Regions from separate parts of the Homo sapiens genome. Here region 1 is linked to region 2. A link is an interaction called in ENCODE POLR2A ChIA-PET data of the cell type or tissue named here. Cell type or tissue: GM12878. All regions are shown on one strand. Links, peaks and the distances in the headings refer to the core of each region. The heading gives the core; the rest is flanking DNA. Region 1 has its middle 100 kb from the start of LINC03140. Region 2 overlaps JADE1 (jade family PHD finger 1).

Evidence for each region. ChIA-PET counts read pairs that join two places held together with the same protein. Peaks named below come from ENCODE experiments on the same cell type or tissue, not always from the same donor. Only the 100,000 strongest peaks of a DNase experiment are listed, where the experiment ranks them.
Region 1: POLR2A ChIA-PET joins it to region 2 with 7 read pairs; 5 of 35 experiments call an interaction of 5 or more read pairs at or near these places.

What each region holds. Positions count from the first base shown.
Region 1 is chr4:128,673,681-128,676,597 of GRCh38, reverse strand. No RefSeq gene overlaps it. Among named protein-coding and RNA genes, the nearest start is that of LINC03140, 100 kb to the right of the region's middle. RefSeq lists enhancers at 1,117-1,206, 1,297-1,556. In GM12878, for the core only: a CTCF peak has its summit at 1,207; a DNase peak (open chromatin) is centred at 1,307; H3K27ac peaks cover 1,269 bases.
Region 2 is chr4:128,825,923-128,828,839 of GRCh38, reverse strand. The region is part of intron 1 of JADE1 (jade family PHD finger 1); the gene reads right to left. Among named protein-coding and RNA genes, the nearest start is that of JADE1, 18 kb to the right of the region's middle. RefSeq lists an enhancer at 2,544-2,593. In GM12878, for the core only: no CTCF peak of the experiment used is centred there; no DNase peak of the experiment used is centred there; H3K4me3 peaks cover 1,713 bases; H3K27ac peaks cover 2,500 bases.

The DNA of each region.
Region 1 (2,917 bases), core at 114-2,613, 150 kb after region 2:
TCCTTATTAACTGTATGTGTCATCCTCAGAGATGCTGCATGACCTGGTGAAAGAACACGGGCTTTGGAGATAGATACTCATATATTTGTACTTATGCTTGAATCCCATCTCGGTTACTTTCTACCTGAGTATAATTTATAGCATGACAGTTATTATCAGGAGCACAAAGGAAGCACTGTTTTCTGTAAATGAAGATAAGAACTGTTTTGCAATATTATTGTGAGAACTAATGAAATAATTTTGTAAAATGCTTAAGATAGTACCTGTCATATATTTAATATTTATTTATTATATTAAATTTATTATTAAATAATAATAATATTTAATCATGGCAGTCTGCAATCATGACAAATTCTGATAATAATAGCATTTAGGATGGGCATGGTGGTTTATGCCTGTAATCCCAACACCTTGGGAGGCCAAGGAGGGAGGACTGCTTGAGGCTAGGAGTTCAAGACCAGCCTGGGCAACATAGCAGGGCCCTGTTCCTACAAACAAACAAACAAACGAATAATCAAAAAACGTAGCCGGATGTGCTGGCGTGTGCCTGTAGTCCTAGGCTGAGGCAGGAGGATCATTTGAGTCCAGGAGTTCGAGGCTGCAGTGAGCTACGATCACACCACTGTACTCCAGCCTGGGTGACAGAGTGAGACTCTGTCTCTAAAAGAGAAAGAAAAAGAGAAAGACTAATAGTTTTTGTTTGTTTGTTTGTTTGTTTGTTTTAACTGGAGTTGGAGGGCTTCTGCCAAAATTTTCTGTTTCTAACTTTTTTTGGTTTTTTGTTTGTTTTTATAAAATATATTTTATTTTTAAAATAGACAAAGTCTTGTTCTGTTGCCCATGCTGGCTTGAAATTCCTGGGTGGGCGTGATCCCCCTAACTTGGCCTCCCAGAGTACTGGGATTACAGGTGTGAGCAACTGCACGTGGCCTGTTTCTGACATTTTTAAAGTTAGTCTTAATACTGTTTTATGCTGGTTTTACTTTAAATATATATATATAGAATAAAAGCAATTACTTAACAAATGTCAGTGACATGCAAATATATAATTAATAAAACTTCTTATATCTCAGTGGTTGATGTCAATAACCAAATAACCAAGAATTTGAATAATCTCTTCTAGGTAACTGGAAGTGACCTTCACTTACCTGTAATTTACACATTCTCACCAGCTCCTCTCCTACTCCCTTCATCATGACCACCAAGGAGAGCTAGAGGACCTTAGAGAGGAGGCTCAGAATAGTACTGCTTTGATTTTGGCAACATGCATATTGTTTCTTCAGCTAACTCAGCATGCTTGAGATCATTTTAACAGCATAGTGTTCTCATGTGGTTTCAGTAGAAAAAGTCCCTATGTAAAAATAGCACCTTCTTCCTCAGCATGTCTGCTCCCTTTAATGAAAATAAGGCTTTAGCTTAGACTGAGCCAATGCAGCTATCAAGGCGTGAGCTAAAATCTCATCTGCTTCAAATGCTGTTAGCCAAATTCACTAACAATGGTGCTTACAGTCATTGCCAATAAGAAAGACAATGTAGTCAGAGTCATGAACAATACAGGATAATTCATACCCAATACACAATATTTAAACAGCAGTTTTCTAGAATGAATCCCCAGACAACATGGTCAATGAGAAAAGTCACAATTGCTTTACAAGAATATTTATGGTGGCCGGGCACGGTGGCTCACGCTTGTAATCCCAGCACTTTGGGAGGCTGAGGCGGGTGGATCACCTGAGGTCAGGAGTTGGTGACCAGCCTCGCCAACATGGTGAAACCCGGTCTCTACTAAAAATACAAAAAATTAGCCAGGCGTGGTGACAGACACCTGTAATCCCAGCTACTCGGGAGGCTGAGGCTGGAGAATCACTTGAACCTAGGAGGCGGAGCTTGCAGTGAGCCGAGATTGCGCTACTGCACTCCAGCGTGGGCAACAAGAGCAAAACTCCGTCTCAAAAAAAAAGAAAAGAAAAGAAAAGAAATATTTATAGTAATACAAACAAACCAAAAAGGAGGAAAAAAAAAAGAATCAGGAGCATTCACAAATTCTTATCCAACCCATTTAAGACAAAAAGAGTTTAACTAATATAATTTAAGCCATATGGAAACCTAGTAGTAGGTTGCTTCTTCTTAGAGTGGTGTTTCATTCATTCTTACTAGCCTGCATTCTATCACACCATGTTCCATTTTGGGATTGGGAAACTTCTATGTCCATTATTGATATGAAAATAAAACAGAGATAGGCCAGGCGCGGTGGCTCACGCCTGTAACCCCAGCACTTTGGGAGGCCCAGGCAGGCATATCACAAGGTCAGGAGATCGAGACCATCCTGGCTAACATGGTGAAACCCCGTCTCTACTAAAAATAAACAAAAAATTAGCTGGGCACGATAGCGGGCACCTGTAGTCCCAGCTACTCGGGAGGCTGAGGCAGGAGACTGGCATGAACCCAGGAGGCGGAGGTTGCAGTGAGACAAGATCGCGCCACTGCACTCCAGCCTGGGTGACAGAGCGAGACTCTGTCTCGAAAAAAAAAAGAAAACAGAAAAAAGGAATAGTTTTATTTTATATATATATACATACTACACATATATATATATATATATATATTTTTTTTTTTTTTTTTTGAGACGGAGTCTCGCTCTGTCACTCAGTCTGGAGTGCAACCACACGATCTTGGCTCACTGCAACCTCTGCCTCCCCGGTGCAAGCAATAATCCTGCCTCAGCCTCCTGAGTAGCTGGTATTGTGTCCGGAATTGGTGGGTTTTAGGTCTCACTGACTTCACGAATGAAGCCGCGGACCCTCACGGTGAGTGTTAACAGTTCTTAAAGGCCGCGTGTCCGGCGTTTGTTCCTTCTGATGTTCGGATGTGTTCGGAGTTTCTTCCTCCTGGTGGGTTTGTGGTCTCGCTAGCTTCA
Region 2 (2,917 bases), core at 302-2,801:
ACCCCTATCTCTATAAAAAAATTTAAAAATTAGATTCACCTAACAGAGTAGCTTTTAAGAATCTTTTTGAATCAAAATGCTTACTTTCCAGCTTTCAAACACAACTCCCTGAGGAAGCACTTCAACAGTCACTAAATAAAGAACGCAAGCATTGGCCAAAATACAATGATGCACCTAAACACACATAAATACTCTCTTAAGCAAAATTATTCAAGTAAAAGAAGAGTAAAAATAGTATTTTCTTTCTAATGAAATCCATTTTCATCCGCTGAAGATCTTGAGTAATGAGGGTTTGAGAGTGCTGTATTTGCTTCTCCAGGGAACTTGGCACAGTATGGGGGTTAGTGCTCAGCAGAATTTCCTCCTCTGTGGCTCTAAAGTACTTAAACCTTGACATCAAGCTGATTTATCTCACCCAGGATGACTTACTGTATCAGAAAATCAAAATACATGTTACTATCTTTCAGCTACACAATACAGTGGTTGTATGCTGCAAACATCTGCCCCACTAAAAGCCAGCATCTGCATCATCACCTTTCCTGACTCTCAGGGCAATGGCTAATTACTAATCTAGACAGTAGTAGGATAAGTAATAATCAATTAAAATGGCTACTCACAACACCCCAAAGTAGCAAGAAGATATAATGGCACATAATGCAGCCGACAAACATTTGAATATCTCATATATTAGGAGGTGCTGGATGAAAATTACTAACCCTGACCTCACAGAGCTTCTGGCCTAGTTGGGCAGACAGGAAAACAACGGAAATTCACTACTGTTTGTGCCTGACAGTGGTAAATGCGGAGTTCTACAGGAATACAAAAGGTGGATAAGAGTCAGAGGAGGCTGGTAAGACTGAGCTGAGTCCTGAAGAACAAAGAGGAGGTAGCCAGAAAAAGGGGCATGTTTGGGGCAGAGCACCGTACTTACCAACATATGTGTAACACAGCATATTACTCTGGGTAGCATCTTCATACACATCCATTCTCACCTTATAGCCAATTGCCAAGGTTTACTGATTCATAATGTTATGACTCTCTGAAGTCCCCATATGCCCTGTGGGTTTGCCCTTCAACTACTTGTACCTAGAAAGCTTTAAACACCTATTCTCCAAACTATGATCTCTTCCCACTTCCAATTATTAAAACAACAAATTAACTACACCCCATGAGGCAACCTCATCAAAATACTATATGCAGATCTCTCCCTCCATTCCACATTACAAATAGGTCTAAGTCCAAAGTGTCCAGCCAAAAATGAAGTTTTCTGACTTCTCACAGCTTTACTCAGGCATCTGTTCTAGCAAGCCCCAAAACCCAGAGCTTGCATTGGTTGGGCCAGGCTTCTTCCCTGAACACTCTGCTTACTTTCAGTTCTCATTCTCTGCTAATGCTGCTCCTGTTGCTCCTTGCTCCCTATCCTAATCCCACCACTTTTCTGGGGCTCAGCTCAAAGCCACTGACCACTCCAACTCCAAACACTTATATTCTGTACTGCTCAGTTCAACTTTCTTCCTCTTTTAGAACTTTTTCACCTTGCTTTTCAATGCACTGTTACCTTAATAGTATCACTGAAAAAAATTCCTCATGACACTTGTTAGAAATGGTAAAGCAGATTTTACTCAAGGGGGACCATGGTGGTAGGTACAGGGAACACTGCAATGGGATCTTGCAGAGGGGGATGGAGATTGAACCCAACTCAGATTCCAAAAGAGGTGGAGATTTATAACCAAGGAGGAGGGTGGGGCCGGTGGATAGGAGACTGACTACTAAACAGAAATATCAAGGATAAGGGGTTTATGGCTAATTTGATAGGATTATTCTTGAAGACAGGCCAGGATAAGATAGGACAGAGTGGTCAGATACCCAGGTGAAGAATTTTCCCTAAACTGATTTTAACAGGATTTTTGCTTCAACTGGATTCAACAATAATACAAAGAGAAGCCCAAGGTAGTGCCCATTCACGCGGAGGACCGGAGGAGCGTGACTAAAGTTTTGGTCAAAGGAGTCTTTGTCAGTATTCAATCAACTACTGCCTTGCATCATGACTTAAATGTTTCATGTGTGTGTCTCTAAAGATTACAGTAATTTCTGGAGAACAGATTCTCTCAAGTCAAATATGAAATAAACATAACATAGGGCCAGGTGCAGTGGCTCATGCCTGTAATCTCAGCACTTTGGGAGGCCGAGGCAGGCATATTATCTGCATGCAATAGATAGAGAGGAGCCACTATGTGAAGCCTGGAGTTCGAGACAAGCCTGGCCAACATGGGAAAACCCCGTCTCTACTGAAAAAAAAAAAAAAAACACAAAAATTAGCCAGGCGTGGTGATGCATGCCTGTAGTCCCAGCTACTCAGGAGGCTGAGGCAGGAAAATCACTTGAACCCAGGAGGTGGAGGTTGCAGTGAGCTGAGCGTGTGCCACTGCACTCCAGCCTGGGTGACAAGAGTAAACTCTGTTTCAAAAAAAAAGACATAACAGAGAAGGGGGACCATGATGGTAGGTATAGGGAACACTGCAATGGGACCTTGCAGTACGGGACAGAGATTGAATCCAACTCAGACTGGTCAGAAACAAGGCCTCTCAGCGTGGCTACAATAGATGCCCTCAGAACTCTGGATCCAGTCGACACGGCTCACCCTGACATTCTGTTTACATTTCCTCAAAACTGATGCAAAGTTATCCAGCTTATCGGAGCCTGGAGTGTCCACTTGCCACGAGAAACATAATAGCTACAGAGACAAAAGAGCTAGTTAGTGGGCATTTGGGAGTTTGCCCAAAAAGAGGAAGACTACCTAGGAAGTTAAATTAAAAACAGAACACTGCCTGGAAAGGCCACTGGCCAAAGACCCTGGCTGGACCAGTTACTTAACAATCCTCTGGTGTCTCTACTCCACTCACTGCACGAAGAGATG